Linked DNA regions of Homo sapiens: region 1 is linked to region 2. Evidence: read pairs that join two places in POLR2A ChIA-PET (ENCODE). Cell type or tissue: Panc1. All regions are shown on one strand. Each heading gives the region's core, and the rest is flanking DNA. Links, peaks and the distances in the headings are about the cores only. Region 1 overlaps LINC01768 (long intergenic non-protein coding RNA 1768). Region 2 overlaps AHCYL1 (adenosylhomocysteinase like 1).

Region 1 (15,053 bases), core at 2,981-10,980, 140 kb after region 2:
TTTGGGACTTCTGGAGACTAACAGAAAGACCTCTCTTAAAGTTGCACCTCTCTGCCCAGGGGTGCCTTGATTGCTTGCTTCTTCTGGGTCTTCTCTTTCTCTCCCTCACAGCACCTTACCAAAGGCTGCAGGAAATCACTAACACATTCTATTATTCTGGTATTTTCATACCAGGTCTCCTAAAGCATAAGCCTGCATAGCACATGGTCTGAGTCCCAAGAAACACTGGAAAGTGGTCTAACCCCTTGATACAATTAGGGAATGCGATTTTTCCCAGCCTAGGATCTGGGGATGCTCTCAGCTACCCGCTTTCACTAACCAACCTTAATTCAGCCATTTGGAGCTTGTCAATTTCCACATCCTAGTTCAAGTTCCATTTTCTGCACTAAGACTCATTAAGTAGTAAGTGACAGAAACACAGCTCAAACTAATTTTGGCCAAAGAAACATTTGTTGGAAGGATCATGTGGCTGGGAGAAGAGCAGAGTGCAACTGGCTCCAGTGACCAAAGGTGATCACAGAGACTCTCTCCACTCCTCATCCTTGTTCTCTCTGCACATCAGTGTCATTCTCTCACAGAGGGTTGGTGCAGATGGCAGGAGAATGCCTCTGGCGGCTGCTGTGACTCACCAACAGAGAAGGATGAGGCTTGTTTTCTCTAATCATAACATTTTAAATCACTAAGACAGACTCTGAATGGCTTAGTTTGGCTCAGTTATTCAGCTCTATTTTGGACCACATGTTTAAAAGGAGGTGAAGGAGCATTTCCCAGAAGAAGGGTATTTTCTAAACAATAAAATGTGACAGAACAGAACAGTAGAATTGTTCTACCCAAAAATTTTAAAAATGCATATTAAAATGACAAATACCATTGGGATGAAATGGCCGGATGCAGTGGCTCATGCCTGTAATCCCAGCACTTTGGGAGGCCGAGGCAGGCAGATCACTTGAGGTCAGGAGTTTGAGACCAGCCTGGCCAACATGGTGAAACCCCATTTCTGCTAAAATACAAAAAAAATTAGCTGGGTGTGGTGGTGTGTGCCTGTAATCCCAGCTACTTGGGAGGAGGCTGAAACAGGAGAATCACTTGAACCTGGGAGGTGGAGGTTGCAGTGAGCCGAGAGTGCACCACTGCACTCTAGCCTGGGCAACAAAGCAAGACTCCATCTCAAAAAAAAAAAAAAAAAAAAACATTGGGATGAAATGGAAATACCTAAAGCTGGTGTATTATTTTCTATTGCTGCAGTAACAAATTACTACAAATTTGGTGACTTAAAACAACACAAATTTATTCTTTTACAGTTCTGTAGTCAAAAGTCCAACAGGGGTCTCACAGGACTAAGATCAAGGGGTTGGCAGGGCTGTGTTCCATTCTGGAGGCTATAAGGGAGAATCCGTTTCCTTGCCTTTTCCAGCTTCTAGAAGCCCCCCACTTTCCTTTGCTTGTGGCCCCTTTCTCCGTCTTCAAAACCAGCAACATAAGGCCGAGTCCTTCTCACATGGGTGTCTCTCTGGTCCTCTTCGGACACCTTCTTCCACTTTTAAGGACCATTGTGATCACATTGGGCCCATAAAGATCATCCAGGATACTCTCCCATCTCAAGGCCAGTAGATTAGCAATCTAAATACCCCTTTTCCATGAAAGACAATCCATTCATAGGTTCTGGAGATTAGGACATAGACATCTTTGGGGAGAAGAACAATTAATTCAACCATAACTGTAAGAGTACAGTGAGTACATCCTCTCAAATTCTTTTGGTAAAGTTGTAAAATTTCATAAAATTTCTGGAAAGCAAATTAGCTGTTTGGTAAAATAGGCCTTAAAATGTTCATATGTACTTAGCCAACAATTCTAATAATCTGTCCTAAAAAAATGCTAAATGCATGGGGGAGGGTGAGTTATGCACCAAAGTGTTCATCACCACTTTACTTATATCACAAAAAATTTGAAACAACCTTAATGTCCAGTGGCAGTAAGGCTAAATTAACCATATTATATTCATATAAGGAAATATTATGTTGACAGTTTAAAAAGTATGTTTATGAGAAGCTTTTGATGAAATGAAAATGTGTATATGCCCTAATGTTAAGTAAAAAGAGGAGTATATCTATACCTACCAATTTGTTGTGAACCTAAAGCAACTCTAAAAAATAAAATGTAATAGTTTCTTTTAAGAAATGAATACAAAATAATCATAGCTACAGTATGACCTCAACTCTACTGAAAAATAGATTTGGCCATGCGTAGTGGCTCACCCCTGTAATCCCAGCACTTTGGGAGGCTGAGGCGGGTGGATCACCTGAGGTCAGGAGTTTGAGACCAGTCTGACCAACATGGTGAAACCCTGTCTCTACTAAAAATAAAAATTAGCCTGGTGTGGTGGTGTGCGCCTGTAGTCCCAGCTACTCAGGAGCCTGAGGCAGGATAATCGCTTGAACCTGGGAGGCAGAGGTTGCAGTGAGCCAGGATCGTGCCACTGCCTTCCAGCCTAGGTGACAGAGAGAGACTCTGTCTCAAAAAAAAAAAAAAAAAAAAAAAAAAGATTTACAAAAATATCTGGAAAGGAAAATGTGGTGGGATTTTTGTAGATAATTTTTTTCTCTATATGTACTTCTTAATTTCATTTTTTGATATACGATCTCACTCTGTCACCCAGGCTGGAATGCAGTGGCCCAATCGTAGCTCACTGCAGCCTTGAGCTCCTGGGCTCAAGCAATCCTCCTGCTTCAGCCTCCTAAGTAGCTAGGACTACAGGTATGTGCCACTTACCCCTGACTAATTAAAACAATTTTTTTTGTAGAGACAGGGTCTCACTATGTTGCCCAGGCTGACTCTTTATTTATTTCTAAATTGGCCCTTAGGTACACAGAATAGTGTTCATTATCATCCTTGTTTCGTTACACACCACTATCATTAGTCCAGGCATGGCTACTTCCATTTATTGATTTGGTTAGTAGTTGGCTAGTTATTTTGATAATGCAATGAGTACCCACAAAGCTAACACTCTGAACAAAAGCATCACTAACCTTACCATCACTCCTATTCCACATCCCTCACATACACAACCCCTCCACACTGTTTCTATTTGAGACAAACATGATCTCAAATCCCATGTTTATCTTTTCTTCGTAAATAGTTTTATTGCATTTACTGTGGAACTGCCAGTCCCTTACAAAGTCTTCTCCTTTCATTTTTTTCCTGACAGTTCTATGAGAAGGAAAGGGACAGGAAAGGGTTTTCATTATTAGATAAAATAAATTCTGGCTAGGCACGGTGGCTCACGCCTGTAATCCCAGCACTTTGGGAGGCCAAGGCGGGCGGATCACGAGGTCAGGAGATTGAGACCATCCTGGCCAACATGGTGAAACCCCGTCTCTACTAAAAATACAAAAAATTAGCTAGGCGTGGTGGCGGGCGTCTGTAGTCCCAGCTACTCAGGAGTCTGAGGCAGGGGAATCACTTGAACCTGGGAAGCAGAGGTTGCAGTGAGCTGAGATTGCGCCACTGTACTCCAGCCTGGTGACAGAGCAAGACTCTGTCTCAAAGATAAATACATACATACATACATACATAAATTCTACACTCAAGCAGCAAGTGTTGACATAATGGTAACCAACAAAATGCCATCTTAACTATTTATTCCTCAAACCATCTAGCTCATTCCAATAATACCCATACTTGGTTCAGAAGTTGCAGTTCAGCCCCTGAATGTGTGTGGTCAAATTCCACACTCCTGGTAAAGGGAAGTTTTGAGGTGCCTGAGTTTCATGTGAGACCCAGGCCTTCCTTAAGGGGAGAGCCACTTTTCCTAGTCACATTCTCTGGTCTGTCTCAAGATGGGGCCAGGCTACTTCTGCCTCATGGAACACAGTTAACCCACCTGGAGTCCAGATAGATAAGTCAAGGCCTCTGGCCCAAGCTTCTTCAAGGTCCTATTAATTCCAGGACCCTCAAGTAGACTTTTGTGTTGGGATTTTATTTTTCTCTCTTATGCACCCGGTAAATACTTCCCCAGGAGATCTCTTACAAGCATCAGCTGGAGACCTTAACCAAGGACCCCTATCAGGATCACCTAAGAAGCTTTTAAGAACTACAGATGCCTAGGATCAACCCCACTCCAAGAGATTCTGTAAGTCTTGTGTCAGGAGTTAAGGCCTCCATTTCCTTGGAGACCTTACATACATACTCCATTAAGAACCACAGCCAAGGTGTGAACCTGCCTTGGTCTTCTTTAAGTTCTTCCAGTCACCTGGCTTTTAGGCCTATGTTTTAGGAGTCAAGTGTCCATCCTGTGTTTTCTCATGCCTCCCAGTAGATTGACATTCACCTTCTGACTGTTAGGAAAATGGCCAACAGTCCTTGAGAGTTGCTGGCATTGGCTGTTTTTTATTTCTTGGCCATCATGGTCTTCTGTGGCTGATTGATTGATTGATTGATTGAGACAGGGTCTCACTCTGTTGTTCAGGCTGGAGTGCGGTGGTGTAATCTCAGCTCACTGTAACCTCCATCTCCTGGGCTCAAGCAATCCTCCCACCTCAGCCCCCTGAGTAGCTGGGACTACAGGGGTACACCACTATGCCTGGCTAACTTTTGTATTTTTATGTTCCTTTTTTAAAGAGACAGGGTTTCACCATGTTGCCCAGGCTGGTCTTGAACTCCTGAGCTCAACTGATCCGCCTGCCTTGGCCTCCCAAAGTGTTGGATTACAGGCGTGAGCCACTGTGCCTGGCCCACAGCCATTTAAAATCTCTTTCTCTTTCTCTCTCTCTTTTTATTTCTCTGTTTTTCTCCATCCTTTCCCATCTCTCATTTTAGATTATCCTGTGGGTCAGGATCAGCTTTGTTCTTTTCCTGTTTTTCCCCATGCAATATGCACCTGCAGATTTCTTTTTTTTTTTTTTCTTTTTTTTTTTTTTTTGAGACAGAGTCTCACTCTGTTGCCAAGCTGGAGTGCAGTGGCGCAATCTTGGCTCACTACAACCTCTGTCTCCCGGGTTCAAGAGATTCTCCTGCCTCAGCCTCCCAAGTAGCCAGGACTACAGATGTACACCACCAGGGCCAGCTAATTTTTTTTAGTAGAGACGGGCTCTCACCATGTTGGCCAGGATGGTCTCGATCTCCTGACCTCATGATCCCGCCTCAGCCTCCCAAAGTGCTGGGATTACAGGAGTGAGCCACCATGCCTGGCCACACCTGCAGATTTCTATCCTCCATTTTTGAGACCCCAGAGGCAAAAAGATTTCTCTCTTCAGAACTGGCTTGAAAAATCCTTCAGAAAGACCATGTTTGAGGGGGTGATTAGAATAATGGCTAAGAGCATGGACTCCAGAGCCAGAGTTCAAATCCTGGCTGTGTGAACATAATGAAGTTATGTAACCCCTTTGTGTCTGTTTCCCCCTAAAATGAGGATGATAATTGTATTACTTCATTGGGTTCTTGGGAGAATTCAATGAGCTAATGATGTGCTCAAAACAGTGCCTGGTACATGGTAAGCTCGTATATAACCGTGGCCATCACTCATCCTGCAGACAACACAAGAATGTTTAATTTGCTTTATGAGCTCAACTATCCAAAAGTAGAAGAAATAAGAAGAACTCCTTTGTTGGATCTAATGTTAAAAACATATGTCAATATTGGTTTATGATGCACAAGTGACTAGAGCTTGGGAGAAAGTAATGGCTTTGTGGAGCTCTTTATGGTGCAGAAGGGACCTGTTCATCTCACTCAAGGAGAGCAGATTTCAACAAGTTGGGAAATTTGCATGAGTCAAAAATATTGAAGGAGAATATGGCTAAAGAGGGACAGAAATTTCTAAGAAGTAATATGTTCATTATGTAGTCACAAATGAACCAAGGAAACATGCTGGGCCCCACCTTCTTCCTTGTTTCCTTTTTCATCCCCCTTTAAATTCTGTCCAGTTTAAATCCTAAGTTTGTCTTGCTGCTTCTTCCCATTCCCGCATCATCCACTCTCCTTCAGACTACCTTTATTTTTCACCTGGGCTCCCAACTGGTCTCCCCATATCAACTCTGGCACCTTTTAGAGTTCAAGGCATTCTCCACCCTCCACACTATACCCACAGTGATTATTTTGAAATATAAATCTGATTGCAATCCCATCATCCCTATCCTACCTCCCACCCTTAGAACCACTCACTGGCTTTCTAGCACCTCCAGGATAAAGAAAAACAGTTTTAACAGCCTACCAGACCCTGCTGAGTCTGGGCATCACCTGTTTCTCTAGCTTCATCAAGCTCCATCTTACTCTCTTTACTCTACCCATAATGGCCTTCCTTTAGTCCCAATCACCAAATTTTCCTGTGCCACAGGGCTTTTGCATGTGCAAGTCTCTTCCTGGAAAGCTCCTTCTCTTCCCCCTGTCTGTACCCCAACCCTTTTTAAAATCAATAGGCTATTTTTTTTTTTACAGTAGTTTCAGGTTTATAGCAAAATTGAGTGGAAAGCACAAAGAGTTCCCATATACCCTGTCCCACCCCCACCCCCATCCCCATACACACACAGCCTCCTCCACCCTCAATATCCCGAAATAGTGTGGGACATTTGCTACAACTGATGAACCAACGTAGATGCATCATTATCACCCAAAGGCCATAGCTTACATTATGATTCATTCTTTGTGTTGTACATTCAATGGGTTTACACAAATGTATAATGATAGATACCCACCCTTACTGTTTCACTACCCTAAAAATCCCTTGATCTTTAATTTCCTAGTGACTATGATGTTGGGCACCTGCTCATATGCTTACTTGCCATCTATCTACTTTGGTGAGGTGCCTGTTCAGATCTTTTGCTCATTTCTAAATTGAGTTGTTTCCTTCCTTTTTGACCTCAGTCAATCCTTCCCACTCATCTTTTAGATCTCAGTGATCCCTTTCTTGCATCTTTAACTAGATTTAAGAAAGAAAAAAGGCTCCTTATAAACTCTTCGCTATGTGCCTCTTCACAGTTATTGAGCTGTAATTTTATATTTATTTATGTAATTATTTGAACAGTGCCCCTTTCTTTGAGTTTGTAAGAGCAAGCACCATATCTGCTTTTGTTCCCTGGTATATCAGTAGTTCCTAGTGCTGTACCCAACATGTAGTAGGGGCTCCACAAACAGACCAAGGAATAATTAATAACCTCATTGAGAAGGAAGGCGAACTGGGCCCAGAGCAGTCATCTAAAGAACCACCTCAAATACACGGTGAGTTCAGAATTTCAAAGAGCAGGTATAGCAGTGGGAAGGGGCAGAGGGCCGAAAACAAATGCCCAAAGCAGCACCAGCCCACAAGACTGGGGTCAGGAATACTAACACGTAAAATGAGCTGAGGCTTAAACAAATGACAGAAACCAGAAACCCTGTTTTAGAAAAGTATCTGAAGCAAGAAAAACAATGGGGAAGATCCAGGCCCCACACTTAGTGGAGGGGACAAATTTTTTCATGCATAATGTTTTTCTCCCTCAAGAAGAGTAATTCTCAAACCGGAAAGTGTAAAGGCAAATTCCAGAAGAACGTGGAGCGCAGCCATGAGGAGGTGGTGGAAGCATCTGGCCACATTCGAGTTCTGGTTTTAGAGGAATCTCCTCGGAACTCGGGGATGTGATTGCAGAACTACTGTCCGTGATTTCTGAGAAATTTGGGAAAGGAGCCAACAGCCAGGGAAGTGTGAAATGTTTGTCAGTTTTCAAAACGGAGGAATGTCTAAATGGGGTAAATTTAACGACCTCTGACTTCCAAACAACATTAATTCATGGTACAAGTGTGAACTAGATTTGTAATGGAGTGCCTAGAAAGTGGAATTTTACATCTTTCTGCCTCAATGAACTGCCACTTAAAAGTTGCCAGCTAGCAAGAGGAGGCAGCCAATCTTCTTAGAGGAAGTCTTTGTTCTTAGAACAATCGTGTGAATGGTCTCCTTCAGTTACGTAAATGTGGGCAGCTAGGCACCCATCATCCTGAGAAGAGGATATAACTGGACATTTTTTCCCTACTGTGTGGCTTGACAAAGGCTGTTCTCTATATTTCTTGGTATGAAGAGCTGGTTGCTGAAGCATTTGGACAAATGTATACAGGAGCACAAGGAGCCTTCTGGGAGAAGACGGATCTGAACCACTCCCTTCTTATTTGAGGCAAAAGGTAACTCTGATGGGCTGAAATGATCGTACCTGAATCCATGGATGGGTTCCACCTGAAATGACCAAGAACCACCGCTCACACCCACTGCACCCACCCAAGTGGAAGAGGAGGTGTGAAACGATGGCTTGATTGTCCTCTGGCATGGTGCATGGCTGAGGCTGACACACCCAGAAAGCCCAGCTGCTTCACCAGAGGGGTGTCTGTGTGTAGCAGCCCACATGTGGTACACTCTTGTCTAAGCATGACACTGCAGGAGGACTCAATGCAGCTCGCGTCAGGAGCTGGACTATTTGTGTGATAGGACTTTGGCAGGACTGGTTTACAAGATACTGGTCACAGAGACCCCTGCTGATAAAATAGGATGTGGTAAAGAAGCCAGCCAAAACCAAGATGGCAACAAAAGTGACCTCTGATGGTCCTCACTGCTCATTATACACTAATTATAATACATTAGCATGCCACAAGACACTCCCATCAGCACCACAACAGTTTACAAATACCATGGCAACCACTGCACTACCGTATATGGTCTAAAAAGAGGAGGAACCTTTGGTTCCGGGAAATCTCCACCCCTTTCCTAGAAAACTCATAAATAATCCACCCCATATTTAGCATGTAATCAAGAAATAACCATAAGTATAGCCAGCCAGCAGCCCATGAGGGCTGCTCTGCCTGTGGAGTAGCCCCCCTTTTATTCTTTTACTTTCTTAATAAACTTGCTTTCACTTTGCTTGCTTGCTCTTGAATTCCCTCTTGTGCAAAGCCAAGAACTCACATGGCCTCCCAGGCTGAACCTTAATTTTGGGGTTCACCCTGTGACATTAGCAGCAGTGCATCAGGAGCTGGGGTGGGAGTGGGGGAATTCTAGTTTCAACAGTGATAGAGATGGCAGCATCAGAGAGAGCCTGGGTTCCTTCAGCCAAACACTGCATAAACTACAACAATGCACAGGCAGCAGGGAGAGAGAGGGTTTTGCTCATGAGGAAAGAAAAGAACTTATAGTTGAGGAATGTGAGTCCTTTTAAATCATCAGTCCCAGAGAGATATTAAAATGAGAAAGCAATCACATTCTACTTCCCCCTTGAGCTATGTATTCATCTCTTAAAACTGCTTGCTATTGCCACAAATAGCACTTGGACACTATATTGCTTAATAATGTATAGCAAATCACTCTTCAATGTTACTTTTGTGTATGTGTGTTTTTTTGTTTTTGTTTCTGTTTTTGTTTTTTTGAGACAGAGTTTCCCTCTTGTTGCCCAGGCTGGAGTGCAATGGCACGATCTCAGCTCACTGCAACCTCCGCCTCCCGGGTTCAAGCAATTCTCCTGCCTCAGCCTCCCAAGTAGCTGGGATTACAGGCGCCCACCACCACATCTGGCTGATTTTTGTATTTTTAGTAGAGATGGGGTTTTCACCATGTTGGCCGGGCTTGTCTCCTGACCTCAGGTGATCCACCCACTTGAGCCTCCCAAAGTGCTGGAATTACAGACGTGAGCCACCATGCTGGCCCAATGTTACTTTCGTAAACCAATGAGAAATCCTGACAAACAACTTTGTATCAGCCTACTCCCTGTCCCCACTTTCTGCCTTTAAAAATCCACTTGTGGCCAGGCGCGGTGTCTCATGCCTGTAATCCCAGCACTTCGGGAAGCTGAGGCAGGCGAATCACGAGATCAGAAGTTCAAGACCAGCCTGACCAATGTGGTAAAACGCCCTCTGTACTAAAAATACAAAAGAAATTAGCTGGGCATAGTGGCGGGCGCCTGTAATCCCAGCTACTCAGGAGGCTGAGTCAGGAGAATGACTTGAACCCAGGAGGCAGAGGTTGCAGTGAGCCGAGATCACACCACTGCACTCCAGCCAGGTGACAGAATGAGATTCGGTCTCAAAAAAAAAGTCTACTTGTAACTGCTGCTGATCAGAGTGTGTGTTCAGGACAACTTGAATCTATGCTGCCTGGTTGCAATTCTCAAGCTTGGCCCAAATAAACTCCTTACATTAATTTTGCCTCAGCTTCTTCCTTTTAGGTTGACACTTACTTGGTGTACTGGGCTGAATAGCAACCCCCACCACCCCAAATTCATATCTACCTGGAACCTGAGAACATGACCTTATTTGGAAGTAGGGTCTTTGTAGATGTAATCAGTTAAGATGAGGGTCTGTTTGTTTTGGGTGGGCCCTAAATGTGATGTGACTGGTATCCATATAAGAAGAGGAGAGGACACAGAGATTCATATGGGAAGTCCAGGTGACCTTGGAGATAGAGATTGGAGTGATGCACCTGCAAGTCAAGGAATGCCAAGGTTTACCAGCCAGAAGGAGCCAACCCTGCCAGCACCTTGATTTCAGACTTACGGCCCCCTGAACTGCAAGACATTAAATTTCTGTTGTTTTCAGCCACCGATTTGTGGTACTTCGTTACAGCAGCCTGGTAACAAATTGATTTGGGCATGTGGGGATTCAGGAGATTAATCTGGAAAATAAGAAATAATGAGAATCTTATTTGAATCCCAGACTGGTAAGGCAAGTTACACTAATTACAGATTATTAAACAGATGTCTTATCTGCTCTGATAAACCAACAAAATGCTGAAATGACATCTTATAATATTTTTGCGGATAAGCTAGGAAAAATGTGGGTTCGATGATGGTACAAGTTGAGGGTTTTCAGCTAGTTTAACACCCGATTGGATTGACCAAATGATGCTGGCCCACAGGAAAATTGCATGACTCTGTCCTTTACAGTAACTTGGATAATACTTTGAATATGTTCTTTTTTTTTAATACTTTAAGTTCTAGGGTACATGTGCACAATGTGCAGGTTTGTTACATAGGTATACATGTGCCATGTTGGTTTGCTGCACCCATTAACTCATCATTTACATTAGGTATTTCTCCTAATGCTACCCCTCCACCTGCACCCCACCCCATGACAGGTCCCCATGTGTGATGTTCCCCGCCCTGTGTCCAAGTGTTCTCATTGTTCAATGCCCACCTATGAGTGAGAACATGTGGTGTTTGGTCTTCTGTTCTTGAGATAGTTTGCCCAGAATGATGGTTTCCAGCTTCATCCATGTCCCTGCAAAGACATGAACTCATCCTTTTTTATGGCTGCATAGTATTTCATGGTGTATATGTGCCACATTTTCTTAATCCAGCCTATCATTGATGGATATTTGGGTTGGTTCCAAGTTTTTGCTATTGTGAACAGTGCTGCAATAAACACACGTGTGTATTTGTCTTTATAGTAGAATGATTTATAATCCTTTGGGTATATATCCAGTAATGGGATTGCTGGGTTGAATGGTATTTCTAGTTCTAAATCCTGGAGGAATCACCACACTGTCTTCCACAATGGTTCAACTAGTTTACACTCCCCAACAGTGTAAAAGTGTCTCTATTTCTCCAGATCCTCTCCAGCATCTGTTGTTTCCTGACTTTTTAATGATTGCCATTCTAACTGGTGTGAGATGGTATCTCATTGTGGTTTTGATTTGCATTTCTCTGATGAGCATTTTTTCATGTGTCTGTTGGCTGCATAAATGTCTTCTTTTGAGAAGTGTCTGTTCATATCCTTTGCCCACTTTTTGATGGGGTTGTTTTTTCCTTGTAAGTTTGTTTAAGTTCTTTGTAGATTCTGGATATTAACCCTTTATCGGATGGGTAGATCGCAAAAATTTTCTCCCATTCTGTAGGTTGCCTGTTCACTCTGATGGTAGTTTCTTTTGCTGTGCAGAAGCTCTTTAGTTTAATTAGATCCCATTTGTCAATTTTGGCTTTTGTTGCCATTGCTTTTGGTGTTTTAGTCATGAAGTCCTTGTCCATGCCTATGTCCTGAATGGTATTGCCTAGGTTTTCTTCTAGGGTTTTTATGGTTTTAGGTCTTATGTTTAAATCTTTAATTCATCTTGAATTAATTTTTGTATAAGGTGTAAGGAAGGGATCCAGTTTCAGCTTTCTACATATCACTAGCCAGTTTTCCCAGCACCATTTATTAAATAGGGAATCCTTTCCCCATTTCTTGTTTTTGTCAGTTTTGTCAAATATCTGATGGTTGCAAATGTGTGGTGTTATTTCTGAGGCCTCTGTTGTGTTCCATTGGTCTATCTCTCTGTTTTGGTACCAGTACCATGCTGTTTTCGTTACTATAGCCTTGTAGTATATTTTGAAGTCAGGTAGTGTGATGCCTCCAGCTTTGTTCATTTTGCTTAGGATTGTCTTGGCAATGCGGGCTCTCTTTTGATTCCACATGAACTTTAAAGTAGTTTTTTCCAATTCTGTGAAGAAAGTCATTGGTTTCTTGATGGGGATGGCATTGAATCTATAAATTACCTTGGGCAGTATGGACATTTTCACGATATTGACTCTTCCTATCCATGAGCATGGAATGTTCTTCCATTTGTTTGTGTCCTCTTTTATTTCATTTAGCAGTGGTTTGTAGTTCTCCTTGAAGAGGTCCTTCACATCCTTTGTAAGTTGGATTCCTGGATATTTTATTCTCTTTGTAGTAATTGTGAATGGGAGTTCACTCATGATTTGGCTCTATGTTTGTCTGTTCTTGGAGTATAGGAATGCTTGTAATTTTTGCACATTGATTTTGTGTGTATTTCTGTGGGATCGGGGATTATATCCCCTTTATCATTTTTTATTGCATCTATTTGATTCTCCTCTCTTTTCTTCTTTATTAGTCTTGCTAGCAGTCTATCAATTTTGTTGATTTTTTCAAAAAAACAGCTCTTGGATTCATTGATTTTTTGAAATTTTTTTTCTGTATCTCTATCTCCTTCAGTTCTGCTCTGATCTTAGTTATTTCTTGCCATCTACTAGCTTTTGAATGTGTTTGCTCTTGCTTCTCTAGTTCTTTTGTGATGTTAGGGTGTCGATTTTAGATCTTTCCTGCTTTCTCTTGTGGGCATTTAGTGCTATAAATTTCCCTCTACACACTGCTTTAAATGTGTCCCAGAGATTCTTGTACATTGTGTCTTTGTTCTTATTGGTTTCAAAGAACATCTTTATTTCTGCCTTTATTTCATTATTTACCCAGTAGTCATTCAGGAGCAGACTGTTCAGTTTCCATGTAGTTGTGTGGTTTTGAGTGAGTTTCTTAATCCTGAGTTCTAATTTGATTGCACTGTGGTCTGAGAGACAGTTTGTTGTGATTTCTGTTCTTTTACATTTGCTGAGGAGTGTTTTACTTCCAGCTATGTGGTCAATTTTGGAGTAGGTGTGGTGTGGTGCTGAGAAGAATGTATATTCTGTTGATTTGGGGTGGAGAGTTCTGTAGATGTCTATTAGGTCTGCTTGGTGCTAAGTTCAAGTCCTGATATCCTTGTTAACCTTCTGTCTCGTTGATCTGTCTAATGTTGACAGTGGGGTGTTAAAGTCTCCCATTATTGTTGTGTGGGAGTCTAAGTCTCTTTGTAGGTCTCTAAGGACTTGCTCTGTGAATCTGGGTGCTCTTGTATTGGGTGCATATATATTTAGGATAGTTAGCTCTTCTTGTTGAACTGATCCCTTTACCATTATGTAATGGCTTCTTCATCTCTTTTGATCTTTGTTGGTTTAAAGTCTGTTTTATCAGAGACTAGGATTGCAACCCCTGCTTTTTTTTTTGTTTTCCATTTGCTTGGTAGATCTTCCTCCATCCCTTTATTTTGAGCCTATGTGTGTCTCTGCACATGAGATGGGTCTCCTGAATACAGCACATTGATGGGTCTTGACTCTGTCCAATTTGCCAGTCTGTGTCTTTTAATTGGGGCACTTAGCCTATTTACATTTAATTTAATATTGTTATGTGTGAATTTGTTCCTGTCATTATGATGTTAGCTGGTTATTTTGCCCATTAGTTGATACAGTTTCTTCCTAGCGTTGATGGTCTTTACAATTTGGCATGTTTTTGCAGTGGCTGGTACCAGTTGTTCCTTTCCATGTTTAGTGCTTCCTTCAGGAGCTCTTATAAGACAGGCCTGGTGGTGAAAAAATCTCTCAGCATTTGTAAAGGATTTTATTTCTCCTTCACTTATGAAGCTTAGTTTGGCTGGATATGAAATTCTGAGTTGAAAATTCTTTTCTTTAAGAACGTTGAATATTGGCCCCCACTCCCTTCTGGCTTGTGGAGTTTCTGCCAAGAAATCCACTGTTAGTCTGATGGGCTTCCCTTTGTGGGTAACCCGATCTTTCTCTCTGGCTGTCCTTAACATTTTTTCCTTCATTTCGACCTTGGTGAATCTGACAATTATGTGTCTTGGGGTTGCTCTTCTCAAGGAGTATCTTTGTGATGTTCTTTGTATCTCCTGAAATTGAATGTTGGCCTGCCTTGCTAGGTTGGGGAAGTTCTCCTGGATAATATCCTGAAGAGTGTTTTCCACCTTGGTTCCATTCTCCCCGTCACTTTCAGGTACACCAATCAGACGTAGATTTGGTCTTTTCACATAGTCCCATATTTCTTGGAGTCTTTGTTCATTTCTTTTTACTCTTTTTTCTCTAAACTTCTCTTCTTGCTTTATTTCATTAATTTGATCTTCAATCACTGATACCCCTTCTTCCACTTGATCGAATCAGCTATTGAAGCTTGTGCATGCGTTATGTAGTTCTTGTGCCATGGTTTTCAGCTCCGTCAGGTCATTTAAGGTCTTCTCTACGCTGTTTATTCTAGTTAGCCATTTGTCTAATCTTAAGGTTTTTAGCTTCCTTGTGATGGGCTCAAACATTCTCCTTTAGCTCGGAGAAGTTTGTTATTACCAACCTTCCGAAGCCCACTTCTGTCAGTGAGAGACAGGACTAGCTGGATTTCCAAGGCCGACTAAGAATCCCTAAGTCTAGCTGGGAAGGTGACTGCATCCACCTTTAAACATGGGGCTTTCAACTTAGCTCACACCCGACCAATCAGGTAGTAAAGAGAGCTCACTAAAA
Region 2 (14,691 bases), core at 1-8,000:
TCTTTCTCACATTCCATCAAGTTTTTTTCCCCTCTTATAACCCTGACAGATTAAACTCTTTACCCTTCTTCCCAAATCTTTCAGAAAACAGAATCTCATAGTGCTACTGGGGTTTTTTGGTTTTTGTTTCAGAATATTCCCTTGTAGCACATTCCTAAAGTTGGCAAATGGTCTTGCTTTCTGAAAGAATTATGAAGAGATGCCTAGAAATGGTGATGGGCATTAGGGTGCCAATACTCAGAGCCCAACCATATGTCTATACTTCACAAAGCCAATGTAATATCTCTAGAACCTCCTATCCTATTAAAAATTTAAAATACCAGAATATAATGATAAAAAGAAAATTAAAAACCCACATACACTATAGTAAATTCTAACTCATTAGGACTAATCTGAAGGAAGGAGAAAATAATGACTTGGTAAACTTTGTATTAAAAACTTCCTTAAATGGGCCAGGTACAGTGGCTCACGCCTGTAATCCCAACACTTTGGGTAGATCACGAGGTCAGGAGATGGAGACCAGCCTGGCCAAGACGGTGAAGCCCCGTCTCTACTAAAAATACAAAAATTAGCTGGGCTTGGTGGCGGGTGCCTGTAGTCCCAGCTACTTGGGAGCCTGAGGCAGGGAATTGCTTGAACCCGGGAGGTGGTGGTTGCAGTGAGCCGAGATCGTGCCACTGCACTCCAGCCTGGGTGACAGAGTGAGACTCTGTCTCAAAAAAAAAAAAAAAAAACCCAAAAAAAAAACTTCCTTAAATGAAATAAGCCAGAACTAGATAATTCTTTGAAGAATAAAACTGGCTCTAATCAATAGCAAATAGCTTGCAATTGATATTATTTATAGATTTATAAAGTGTGTAACACTTTTATTACATGGTTTAAACCTTCCTCCCGAACTCCTGTTTAAACTCTGATAAACCCTTTCTTCAAAATAAAATAAACTTCACCCCTGAAATAAGCAGGATGGTTTGAGTATGTGAACTGAGATTCTGTTCACGATCTGACTAAATCTGAAAAGGTTCCCTTGGAGAATCCATTAAGCTAAGTCTTTAGCAAATACTCTGGAAATGTAAATGACTACAGATTAAAATCTTCTCTGTATAATACTGGCAACATGGTTACAGCCACTTTAAAGCCAGGAACAGTAAACTACCCATTAGTTACAGCTGCAAAAGCTTCTCCTCCTCTTTCACATGTACCCTTCAGCTAGGGGAGCACCAGATTGCAGTGCAGCAATCAGGTTTAAGCGGGCAGCCTAGGCACAAGCAGCTAATATAAACAAATTGGAAACTGATTTCTACAGTCAGTAAAGCTAGTTTTGCTGAAGAAATTAATCCAGGACCAAGGTAATGACTTCCAACTCAATATGCTGTTATTTTGATGATGGAAAAAAATACACAGTCAAGAGACCATCAACCCCTCTTAACACTCTCCAGAGGCAGCCCTTCCTCCACCAGCCTCCCTGCTGCTGGCATATGCAGCCTATTCTATTTGGAAGCTACTCTCCCCTCTGCTATGATTCCTTCCCCTGTTCGCCTTTTTTCAAAGGGTTCTGGGCATGTTCCCAGATACCAGGTACATGGAGGGTGAGGGTGGGGGAGGGAACTGCAATAACACTTGCAGTTTTTCATATAGAAAGGTGGCTGTGGCAAGAGAGAAATGTGTTTCTTCAGCAACTTAAAAACCGAATAGTCATAATTTCCCCTTATATTAATAAAGCTCATCAGTAGCCTAAACCTAAGCAAAATCTTTCCCATCTAAAAATACTGGACTGTGTTGCAAGCAGCTTAGCAGCTTACTAACCAGTGCAGTGCCCCTACCTCCCCATCTCTCAAATAATGAATATGGTCCATATTTGAAGTGGGTAGAATGTAGTTAACCCAAGCCATGGCAAGGATGAATGGACTGTGTATTCTTGCAGCTGTTTGACATTCTCACCACTTATAAGGTGTCCCAGCAATACAAAGATGCATGAAAACCTGGTCTTTTCTTCCACCCCAAATTACAGCCTGAAGAGAATGTGTGTTACAACTGATGCTGTGGAATACATCTGCTCTGCCAGTTTCCTCCAGACCTGCTAGCTCCACTGATTATCTTCACAGCTAGTAGCTCTGTTTTCTCTTGGTGAAGTATCTCCTGGAGCATTGTTCACCCTCACGTTGAAAATATAAACACTGCTGCCAAAAGCAACTTTTGGATATCACAAGTTTTCTCTCCAGATCTCAACAACAGCCTTCTGATTGGGTTGGACTCACTCATTTAAGGCAAATATGATAATCTGGGTAAGACGAAAAGGAAGACTACAAAGTTGTTCTGTTTCTATTAATTCCTATCATCATAATTTCTTCCAAACATTAAGTCTTAATTACTGTGCTTTCACCTTTCTTCAAATCTACATCTACAAGGAATACTACACCTAAGTAAAAAGTAGGATTGGGAAGAGAAGGAATGGAAAGGAAATAAAGTGGCTGAAATGCAGAAAGTATCTTTAAGTAAAAAGTCTTATGTTAAAGAATGATGTTATGCTTGAGTAACTCACCACCCCATAAACAGCCTTACCCACAACTGAACAAGCATACCAGTGTTCCATTCTTACACTAAGAGCATATTTATGAAAGGCTAGAAGGTCAGATTGACCCATTCTTCAAATAGCACACCCAAATACAGAAGTCTACTTGCTGTGTCTTAAAAACCCAATTAAATATCAGGCCAGTTTAACATGCTATTTAAAGCACCTCTTCAAATAGCTTAGCAGGTACAATGGTTGACTTTCTTCCATGTGATACTGAGAATGGTAAAGAAAAGCTCTACCAAACGAATAATTTGGGGTATATGCACTACCTAGTGGGAAGTCTGCTGACAAAGTGAGCTGAAAGAATTGTGCAGACCTTACCAAGAGAAGGGGATCAGAGACAATCCAAAAAAGTTACATACCTCAAGAGAAGAAAAATTGTATGCTATTCCTTTAGTTGATCCTAATTGATTTTTTTTTTTTTTACCATTAGAAGCTGAGTTTACTTTCATAAACACACATCCTATATTCTCAGATGTTAAATAGCCCAGCTACACTCCTTCCCAGGGCCCACCCAATTTTGCCTGCTATCTCCTGAATGAGAAAGAATTAACAGCCACCAGAATTCCACTACAACATTTTAGCCAAGAAATGGTGATCAGGATAATATCTGTGATGCATTATATTCTTTAGTCATCACATTTGCTAGGCACCAACTAAGTATCCAGTGCTACTCCAGGAAAGTTCTATGCAAGGAAACACGGTCCCTTAAAATCTGTAGACATGTTTTGACCCACAGTATAGTAATGTAAGTGGCTTTGGCATGGAATTTCACTGCTCCATGAGGAACATGCCAGATATTATAGTCTTCACAGCCTTATCTGGATATTGTTTAACTTAGGTTTAACTTAGACATCTTGTCAAATTCGTTATTTCAAATACCAATCTAACAGCTTTTAATTTCCTCAAAAAGGTTTCTTCCTAAGTGTCAAGAACTAGATTCAAAGATAAACAACAATTACTAGGAAAACAAATCATTAAGAAAGTGTAATGTAGAAGTGAGCAGAGCAGTCTTTCTTACTGCAGAGAATTATTTGAAGGGCTAGGATCCCTCTTTTGGTACACTACTGATTCTCTGGGACATTCCTAAATTTATATATTCTGTCCCATTGTCTGTCCTAGCATATTGTGTGCAGAGATTTTTCTGTTTAGAAATTATGGTCAGCATATTTCTTAGCAACTGAGCAAAAAAAAAGTAACAATAAAAAACTAGATATTTTAACAAGATCATCATTACTAAGCATAGTGTGTCAGAACACTTTTCAAGATTCCTACATCTTTTCTAATCCCTTTTTCACACATATTTTCTGGTTAATTTATTTTTTCTTCTACAGATTCTACCCTCACCCACTCCTTTTTCAGAGGAAAGGAAGAGAATATGGCAGACAGCCAAAACAGGTGTAACACCTTTACTTCCTTACGTTCTCTCTCTTTTTAAAGAGACAGGGTCTCACTATGTTTGCCAGGCTGGCTGCAAACTGCTGGGCTCAAACAATCTTCCCACCTCCTGAGTAGCTAGGACTATAGGCCCACACCACCATGCCCAGTTTTTCTTGATATTTACCAGTCTGATTCCCACTTCAGATGAACCCAAAGAAACAGTTATCAATAAACACCCACTCCTTGGTACAAGAAATACACAAGTCTGAATACCTTTCACTTCAAGTAAAAAAAAAAGTGTTTCCCAAAGAAAGGAATTCCCTTCCCAACACAATGCTCCCAGACACACCCACCAGAAAACAACTTATCTCAAGGGAATCAATCTCAGGCCAGAGTTGAATCCACAGCCACCTCCAGTCACTTCTTCCATTCCCTTGTGCAGAAACCAGTCTTCTGAGACTTAGCAGGTTTTGGCTGCTCCCGGCTCTCCTTCCCTGTCTCAAGTTTCTTAAGTTCTCACTCTCCCCAGATGGGGCCTGAGTTTCTTGGGGGAGAGGGAGGGCAGGCTGACTAATCTCAGCACATATCTTCCCCCGCCGACTCCCGCCTCTGTGTCTCAACAGTAACAGGATATAACACACACACAGCTAGAATCCAATTCCACAGTCAGAAGCAATACTCCTTTCAAAGTAGGACTCAACTAGATCTTCTGTCAATGCTCGCGGCGAGAAGAGGTGAGGCAATACCAGGCCCCAAACTGCTGAGTCACTTAAAAGGTAAGGAACACACAGCTTGAAAAACTCTGCCAAAGAGTAGTTTGACCCTTGTGAGCTACTCCCCTCTCTTCCTGTAAGACTAAACACTTCACTGACTTCACTTCACTATTATCTCCTAAAGTGCTCCAGTCAATGAGTAATCGAGGCCTGCAACTGCCAACTAGAAGTAAACATAAGAAGTTAGAAAAAAGGCAGTAAGTAGGACAGAAAAGGGCTTCCCAATCTTTTGAACACCACAATTTGCAACAGAATGTAACACACACCCAGACTGTTTCAATGCCTATTTAGCTATCTACTACCTACCTAGTTGCCTGACCTGTCCATACTTCTTTTCTCAGTCCCACCACCAATATTATATAAACACATGCCAGTCATCTCTGTTTCTCCCGATATTGATTTATCATCAATTCTAGGTTTAAAAAAAAAAATCAGTACAGGTGACTGAAGAAATCCTGGTTCCTGGAACATACCCACTACTTTAGTGACAACATTAAAGTCTCCTCTCCCACCCCCTACCCTCCATCCCCACTCGCTAGCACCATTGTTGTACTTTACTTTTCCAACTTTATTATAATCATTTTCAGCACATAAAAAAATTCAAAAGCATAGTATAATAAACACCTGTACTCTCCACCTAGAATAAATCTTTCCGTTTTCCATAATAGGTTTTTTCTCTCTCTATATATATACACATACACATGCATACTTTCACATGGTCCTGTAAAAATAAAGGTTGCAAACATGAACATTACCAATAAATTGTTCAGAATGTATCTTCTAAGAATAAGAATATTCTCCTACAGAACCATGATGACATATCACACTTAATATTAACAATTATTCTATATATTCATATATCCAGACTGTCCAGATTATATTCAAATTTCCCCAATTTTCTCAAGAATATTTATTTATATCCCAACAGTCTCCTCAACCCTGCCAACCCAGCATGGATTCAAGGTTCATTAAATGCAGTTGGTTGTTAGGTTCCTTTAGCCTCTGCTAATCTAGAACAGTCTCTCCAATGTCTCCCACCCCCTTGTGATACTGACTTTTCTTTGAGGAATCCAGACTAATTGTCTTATAAAATCACTCATGTTTTGAATTTTTCAGAGGGTTTCCTTCCTATAAACTGGAAGTTCAGTTCTGAGGTTTTATTTGAAAAAGGTTAAAATTCTGGCAAGAATATTTCCTGCATTATGTAGTATATTTCACCTTGCATCATTATCAGGAGGCACATGTCGGGTTGTTCCACTATTAGCAATGCTAAGATTGAGTCCTGGTTAAAGTGAGAACATCAGATCTCTTCTTTGAAAGGTACATTTTCTCTTTTGCAAGTAAAAGTTAATTTGTAGGGCAATACTTTTTTCATCATGTTAATATCCTATTCCCTAATGACTTCACCATCTGTTAATAATCCTTGCCTGAACCAATTATATTGGGAAGGTTATAGAATCGCAACTTCTATTTTTCTATCAATGCTTCCACATTAGCTGGCATTCTTTTGTAAAGAAAAATCTTCTCCCTTTGTCATTCAGATTTTTATGTATTTAACAGATTACACTTAATTATACATTAATTGCACTGAATACTCATATTGTCTCAAATTGGGCCAGTGGGAGCCTCCTTCAAGCTGGCTCTTCTGTCCTTTGACATGATTCCATTACAGTCCTTCCACTCTTTTTGACAAAAGAAGATATACCAGGCTCACCTTGTTCTTCCTCTTCTCCAAACCTGGAATCAACCATTTCTCTCAGGAGCCTTTCTTTTAGAAGGGAGTAGTATTTAGAAGCTAATACCTGGAGTAAGAGGTGTGATAATTGCTATTAGAGATGCACTACTCCTAGGTTCTTTTGGTAGAGAGAGAAATCAATCCTTTTACTTATGAGTTCATATTGATATTTCTACTTCAGATTTAGTATTACCTTTTTTAAAAAAAGTTTAATTTTCCTATTGTATGTCTTGTCTCTAATGTTTGTTTATTCTATAATGCATACAAAAGTTTCAAAATGACAAGACTAATGTTATTACGCACCAAAATTTACTGAGTGACGTGTCAAGGTTTCATTGAAGTTCTTCTCGTCCTCAGAATATATTTCATAAAGATATATAATCAAAGTACTATTTTCTGTGTGACTGAGTAATCAATTTGATATATTAGGTTAAGATTTTATATTTTAGTTGGGTTCATTCCTTTGTGTTTGTAAGAACTTAAAGCTTTCCTTTTTTCTCTTTGATTTTGACATATAAAACATTTACATGTCTCAAAACTTTAAAAGGTACACTCAGAGAAGTTTCACTGCTATTCCTAGCCCTGATACTCTACGTGTCCCTCCCCATTTTCACTGGTTTCTGGTTTATCCTTTTTATGTTTCTTTTTAGGAGTGTGGGAAGCGAATACATATTATTTTCCCTCCCTTACTCAAAAGGTAGCATGATAATATAGTCTGCACCTTGTTTTTTTCACTTGGGAATCATTTTGTATTGGTTCATAGGGTATAAGAACCAACTAGTATAGGCTCAGGGAAATAAAAAGCTGTCAAGGCCGGGTGTGGTGGCTCACGCCTGTAATCCCAGCACTTTGGGAGGTCGAGCAGGGTGGATCACCTAAGGTCAGGAGTTTGAGACCAGCCTGACCAATATGGTGAAACCCATCTCTACTAAAATTACAAAAATTAGCCGGGCATGGTGGCGTGTGCCTGTAGTCCCAGCTACTCAGGAGGCTGAGGCAGGAGAATCGCTTGAACCTGGGAGGCAGAGGTTGCAGTGAGCTGAGATCATGCCACTGCACTCCCGCCTGGGCAACAGAGCGAGACTCCGTCTCAAAAAAAAAAAAAATTAATTTTGTATAGCAAAATATTGGCAAATTTTGTCAATATATATCACTGCTAGAATATCACTGATCTAAATATTTTACAAACCATTTTTGTTGAACTCTTGGCATACAAAGAACAAGCATCACTGGTAACACCACCTGATAGCACTACATGAAGATTTTTACTTAAAGTTGATTGTACAGGAAGTTTGAAATCCCACTTACTAGTAGGGTGGACACCAAGATCCTGAATGCCTAGATTTATATGACTTTAAGTGCTTTGCCTCAACACCTGTGGCTTACAGTTTACAGAGGGTTTGTATTTTCAAAACATTCTAGAATCCTTTCAATGTTGCATCTATGCTTCACAAATGAGAAAACAGAACAGGGGTTGGGGCTAAGTGACTTGCTTAAGGCAATTTGCTACCAACACTGAGGTTTAAAAAGCAAAAAGCAAAAAAAAAAAAGAACAAAAACAAAAAACACCCATAAGCCCAGTTCTATTTTCCTTCTTTTGGAATAGGCTGGGGAAACAGCAGCTTTCCCCTTTATTTCCAAGGGGTCAGTTTACCTTGGAGTGGTCTACTGTTGCACTATAAGCTTTCTGAGCTTATAACACCAGATAAAGATTTGTAAGCACTGGTAAAGGAAAATAATTCTTTAAGTTCCAAAAACCTTTATTAATTTTCAGAAAAGTAAAATGATGCAAAGAAATGTAATGTTTTTACGTTGCCAACAAATTGCCATTGAAAAGTACTGCTCCATAGATCTGGAAAGGGTGAGGAGAGCCCAGTAATAGCAGAGCCCAAACACTGTGGTAACAAAATGTTCCATTCTAGAATACACTTCCATTGTCTTCTGGGGATGGAGTAAGGAGGAGAATGTATGGGCAATCTAATCTAGACTACTTTACTAGGACAAAAGAAATTAATTCAGAATTCCCTATTTGTATGATTTCCACCTGCGTTTAAGCAAAATTTTTAGTTTAGTATGGTCAAATTGGCCACTGATTTTTTCTTTTTCCTCTTTTGGTCACTGGGGAAATTCGCTGGTTATTTCATGAGAAGTTACCATATTCTAAAACATGCAACAGAGAATATACTTTAAATGTGCTTTTTGAAGAGGTTTATCCTGTGCTGAATGGTGCTGGAGGAATATTTCTTTCACACATGAACACTTAGCACAATCAGATAATTTCTTTTAAACTAAAAACATTCCATTAGGTTCCTTTCTCATCTGTGGTGTGCCACTCAAAAAGCACCCTTTCCAAGTCTTATGTCTAAAAGATCTAGCACAGCTGAATTCCACCAACAGAAAAAGAGTTATATTTGGCCAGGTGCAGTGGCTCACATTTATAAACCAAGCCTGGGAGGTCGAGGCTGCAGTGAGCTGTGACTGTGCCAGTGTACTCCAGGGCAACAGAGCAAGACCCTGTCTCCAAAAAATAAAAATAAAAATAAAATAAATGTTGTATTAAATTTGAAGACCTCAGGTTAAAAAAAAAAAAAATTTTACCATTGATGTATTTCTACTTTCTGGTACCACCTTTCTGACTACTACAACTAACAAAAGTTCTTGTAAGGCTATTATTTTTATTGAAGTATTCTGGATTTAAGTAACATGATATCTGATTACTGAATCTTGGTTTCATAGTTATGGTAGATATTTATTTAAAGTAATCAATTAAATAATCTCACTTTTATGTGCAATCTAAAAAAGCCAAACTCATGGAAGCAAAAAGCAGAAGGTTCTTACCAGGCGTCAGGAAGGTGGAAGAAATGAGGAAATGTTGGTTAAAGGGTACAGTTTGGAGTTATAAGATAAATAAGTTCTGGAGAGTTAGTGAATAGCACAGTAACTACAGTTAACAATAACATTGTATACTAGAAATCTGCTAAGAGTAGATCCTAAGTATTCTCATCACATACAATACACACACATATACACAAAGTAACTATGAGGTGATGGATATATTAACTAGCTTGACTGTGGTAATAATTTCACAATGTATACATAAAAATATCACACTGTACACCTTGAATACTTTTTTTTTTTTTAAAGAGACAGAGTCTCACTGTCACCAAGACTAAAGTAAAGTGGCAGGATCATAGCTCACTGCAACCCCAAATTCTGGGCTCAAGCAATCATCCAGCCTCAGCCTCCTGAGTGGCTAGGATAACAGTCATGTGCCACCGTGCCCAGCTAATCTTTTTTTTCTTTTTTGTAAAAGATGGGGACTTCACTATGTTGCCCTAGCTAGTCTTGAACTCTTCGCCTTGAGCAATCTTCCCACCTCAGCCTCCCAAAGGCATGAGCCATCACTCCTGGTCCAAATACATACAGTTTTCACTTGTCAATTATACCTTAATAAAGCTGAAAAAAATATCAAATACTCAATTAATGAACGGAGAAAATTTTCCACTTAAGAATTTTTATGGCCAGGCTCGGTGGCCCACACCTGTAGTCCTAGCACTTTGGGAGGCCAAGGTGGGTGGATCACCTGAGGTCAGAAGTTCGAGACCAGCCTGGCCAACATGGCGAAACCTCATCTGTACTAAAAATACAAAAATTAGCCAGGTGTGGTGGTAGGCACCTATAATCCCAGCTACTCAGGAGGCTGAGGCAAGAGGATTGCTTGAACCCAGGGGACGGAGGTTGCAGTGAGGTGAGATCACACCACTGCACTCCAGCCTGGGCGAATGAGTGAAACTCCGTCTCAAAAAAATAATAATTTTTATTTATTTTATTTTTATTTTTTAGAGACAGGGTCTCCTTGTGTTGCCCAGGCTGACCTCAAACTCCTGGGCTCAGGGGATCCTCCTGCTTTGGCCTCCCAAAGTGCTAGCATTACAGGCAAGAGCCACCACACCTGGCCCAAGAATAAGAATTTTTAATTATAATTTTTAAGAATAATTTTTCCGAAAACTTAGTAGCAATTTTTAACTATATAACTTCATAAGCTGAATACAACTGCAAAACAGTCCCAGTCCCAGGAAGTGAGGTGTGAAATTCTTTTGGTTATTTTAAAGGGCTTCTTTAAAAATAAAAAATAAAGATAATTGGTATGTGATTATATTCTCTAGCTTAGGCAGCCTCAGCTTTAATGCATCACTGAGCAAACAATGAAATGTCTTTATGTGAGTAGCTGGTTGGAAGGTTTCATAGCAGAACAGTTTTTCCATATGCTGGAGAGCAGTTATAACTGGAACCATCTAGAGCCTCCTCACTCCTCTGGGGAGGACTGTGGGCTCTGTTCTCTAATGAGATGAGTTTATACAAGTTTAGCCTGAACACAGCCCTTATTCAGCTATCTTCCAGTGTGCATATGGAAAGTTTCCCTTAGATATCCCTGTAAAGATCAACCTAAAGTAAAGAGGTCTTGACCTGTGGTTATACTAAAGATCAGATTTCAGGGAGGTAAAGGTGGAACTAGCACAGGACTCTATGTGCTCCAACCTCTAAATCCGGCTGTGTCTTTCTACATAATTCTCTCTCCCAGTGTCCCATTTCATTCATGTTTCTGCAGTACGCGTTACACACTGCACTAACCCTCAGGCAGGGTTTGGCCATTCTTTCAAGTTTAACACCAACTTTTCCAGCAACAGAGATATATTAACGTTGGTATAAATGTTAAGGCAAACCCTTATCTGCCGTCCCGCTTTTTATCCCGGGTACTATTTGGTAACAAAGCAACAGTGACAGACCCCTTCAAGACCAAAAAGGAGTATTTTTCTGCATGAGTCTCAGATCTGCTCACTTTGGCTTAAGGAGAAAGCTGCTCTCCTGGCTACTGGCTCACCAGCTTAGTTGACTGTCTGAGTTCTGCCCTCCTTTTCTTCCTGTCATCTTTCTCTAATCTCTACTCTGGCTATTTCAACAGCCCTTCAACTCCTGTCACTTTCTGTGTTTTTGAAGCCAGAATTTCACTAAAATGTCCTCATGATCTTTATAACTTTACTATCACTCTCAGTCTAGGAATTCATAACATAAATTAGCACATTAGGGAAATTCTTATTCTGACTTGACTTTTAATCTATTGAGCACCAGAAGCCCAGCCAACTAGAAACTAGGGTAAGAGGGAGAACAGAGTCAGAATCATTCTTAGCATTTCACATAAAACATAGACTCTTTAGCTTAGAGAAGGCTTAGCCATTCCCTCTTTTTCTAGTGATATCCTTGAGTTGTTTACATACTGCTTTGGCTGTACAGATCAAGAAACTACAACCCAGTCTGGCGAGGAGATAATGGTTCCAAACACCCAATTCAGGGCCTGGCTTTATCCCAATCACCACATCCTCAAATCTAGACAAGTCTTCTAGGTTCTTAGCCCTGGGTCCATGGATGGGTTGCAGGCTGCCAATTCCCCCTTACAAGGTCCTGTGCTGTGTAATGAAGGTTGGTCAATGATGGACCACATATACAGTGGTGGTTCCATAAGAATATGATAGAGCTGAAAAATTCCTATCGCCTGGTGACATCGTAGTGCAGTGCATTACTCACATGTTTGTGGTGATGCTGGTGTAACAAACCTACTGCGTTGCCAGTCATTTAAAGTCTCTCTGACGTTTGCACAACAACAAAATTGCCTAAGGGCACAGTTTACAGAATGTATCCCCCTTGTTAAGTGACACATGACTGTGTGCATTTTGCTGGAATACGTACACATCTCTCAGAGGGTTCCAAACCCCCAATGGTTAAGAACCACTTCACTGGACTTAAATGATCCAAATAATAACCTCACAAGAATGTCAGCTCTACAGAGTATGAATCTTTGTTTTGTTCACTGATGCACCCTAAGTGCCTAGCACAGGCCCTGGGACGCTGCACCCTGAGCAGATGGGGCTACATGATTCCTGGTCATGGTTTACTCTGAATACATTGAGAAAAAGAGCAACGGTAGACTATTTTCAGGACCTTTCACATGAGGGAGGACCAAGATTTCTCCTCGTGATCAAAATCATCCAGGAGAGTTGGTAGCTGCATTACCATCTTTTTTTCTTTTTTGAGACATAGTCTTGCTCTGTTGCCCAGGCTGGAGTGTAGTCATGCCATCTCGGCTCACTGCAACCTGCTCCGCCCCATGGGTTCAAGCGATTTTCCTGCCTCAGCCTTCTGTGTAGCTGGGACTACAGGCACCTGCTACCACACCCGGCTAATTTTTGTATTTTTAGTAGAGATGTTGGCCAGGCTGGTCTCGAACTCCTGACCTGAGGTGATCTGCCTGCCTTGGCCTCCCAAAGTGTTGGGATTACAGGCGTGAGCCACCGTGCCTGGGCCATTACCATCTCAATGTTAGATTTCCGAACAATGTTGGCCAGTCTTGCTAGATAATCTAAAAGAATGGTTCTAAATCTGGGAGATTTCAAGTTTATCTGGTGAAGCTGTTTCAAAATGCCAACCCATTCTCCATCTGTTCTCTTACTCTCAGCTCCTCCCCCATTCTGATTACACAGCTCTAGTTTAGAGCCAGGTAATGAGTTATTGCGAAAAAACCCTCTATGTGACTGATACCTTCTTCTCCTTCCACAGAATGAGAAGTGCTGATCTAAGAAATAATCTAAGCAGGATCTGAAAAGGAAACACAAGTACACTGAGTTTACTAGGCTCTTGATAAAGCAACTTCCAATACAGGGAACAAATGCATTAGATATGCCTTGTTCAGAAATAAAACAATAAGGCAAAGGAAGTAGAGAATCTACCTTTAATGCCAACTCCATCTGTTAGGAACAGACAATCCATCAGATGGATCCTAGGGGTTAGGAGAACATGACAAAGAGACTGTCTGAGGAAGACCGAGATTGTATTTTTATTAGTTTGGTCCAAATTCAGTAAAAATTGGCAAAGTGCTCTCATTCCAGACATGCCCAGTGCTCAGCTAATCCCCTCGCTGCGGAGTAAGAAAAGAATGTACAGAATTATGAACCCCCTGCTCCCCAAATAGGAGGGGCTCCACCTCCTGAATGCAAGGGCCGAAACTAATCTCATCAACCATCCCCTCCTAATTATAAACTAGGTAGAGAAATAAGGTGCTTAACACAGGTGTTCTCCTTCTAAACTTTATGATTTGTAAACATGCTTTACCCCACTTCCACTAAAAACCCAGCCTTTGCCAACCTCAATTCATTATTGATTGGCAAACAAGAACAGAAACTATCCCCAGAATAATGTTTCTCTCCGGGAAATCTTGGGGAAGGGGTGCAATAAGGTCAGCCCCACCAAGATGCATTTTCCTTGGACTTACAATACATCTTATTACACTGAGAACACCATGTTCCCAACCAGCTTGGTCTCTTTTCTGTTACAAACCTGAAGTAAACAGATTCTACAGCAGCTACAAGTCTGTTACCAAGGCCACTGTATTATCAATATAATTAACATTCACAATTCATCTAGTCCAGCATGACAAGCCAGCTGGGCTACTTCTCATAAATGAACACTGGGAATCTTCATGTCTTGCTTGCTAAGAAAGCTGGTGCTCAGAAGCTGGGCACTGAACCCTCAAGTATTGAATAATAAGTGGGATACCACCTGGCCACCCATAAGAAACTGAATTAGTTACCAAAGCAACTGGATACATCTGCTATCTCTAGGAAGCACCTATTTCAACTTCCAAAATAGCAAAATTTGCCGGGTGCAGTGGCTCATGCCTGTAATCCCAACACTTTGGGAGGCCATGGCGGGTGGATCACCTGAGGTCAGGAGTTCGAGACCACCCTAACCAACATGATGAAATCCCATCTCTACTAAAAACAAAAACAAAAACAAAAAAAACACCAAAAAAAATTTAGCCAGGTGTGGTGGCACATGCCTGTAATCCCAGCTACTTGGGAGGCTGAGGCAGGAGAACTGTTTGAACCCGGGAGGTGGAGATTGCAGTGAGCCGAGATCGTGCCATCACACTCCAGCCTGGGCGACAAGAGCAAAAATCCATCTCAAACAAACAAACAAACAACACAAAATAGCAAAATTCTGAAGGTCTCCTTTTCCCCTGAATCTTGCCTAAGTTATACACTTGAAGTGAAACAGAACACACAAAATGTAGTGCCAACTAGAGCCTGAGCTTCTGGCTAGGATAAGCATTGGCCCAGTTCCCAGAAGACTGTAATTCTAAAGAAGGTGTGTTTCAAAGAGAGAAGGGCATGTATAGC

What was found. ChIA-PET counts read pairs that join two places held together with the same protein. Peaks named below come from ENCODE experiments on the same cell type or tissue, not always from the same donor. Only the 100,000 strongest peaks of a DNase experiment are listed, where the experiment ranks them.
Region 1: POLR2A ChIA-PET joins it to region 2 with 5 read pairs; 1 of 35 experiments calls an interaction of 5 or more read pairs at or near these places.

The regions. Positions count from the first base shown.
Region 1 is chr1:109,857,999-109,873,051 of GRCh38, reverse strand. The region is part of intron 4 of LINC01768 (long intergenic non-protein coding RNA 1768); the gene reads right to left. Among named protein-coding and RNA genes, the nearest start is that of LINC01768, 37 kb to the right of the region's middle. RefSeq lists an enhancer at 7,634-8,179. In Panc1, for the core only: no CTCF peak of the experiment used is centred there; no DNase peak of the experiment used is centred there; H3K27ac peaks cover 2,558 bases.
Region 2 is chr1:109,994,066-110,008,756 of GRCh38, reverse strand. The region is part of intron 1 of AHCYL1 (adenosylhomocysteinase like 1); the gene reads right to left. Among named protein-coding and RNA genes, the nearest start is that of AHCYL1, 17 kb to the right of the region's middle. In Panc1, for the core only: no CTCF peak of the experiment used is centred there; a DNase peak (open chromatin) is centred at 4,776; H3K4me3 peaks cover 551 bases; H3K27ac peaks cover 2,799 bases.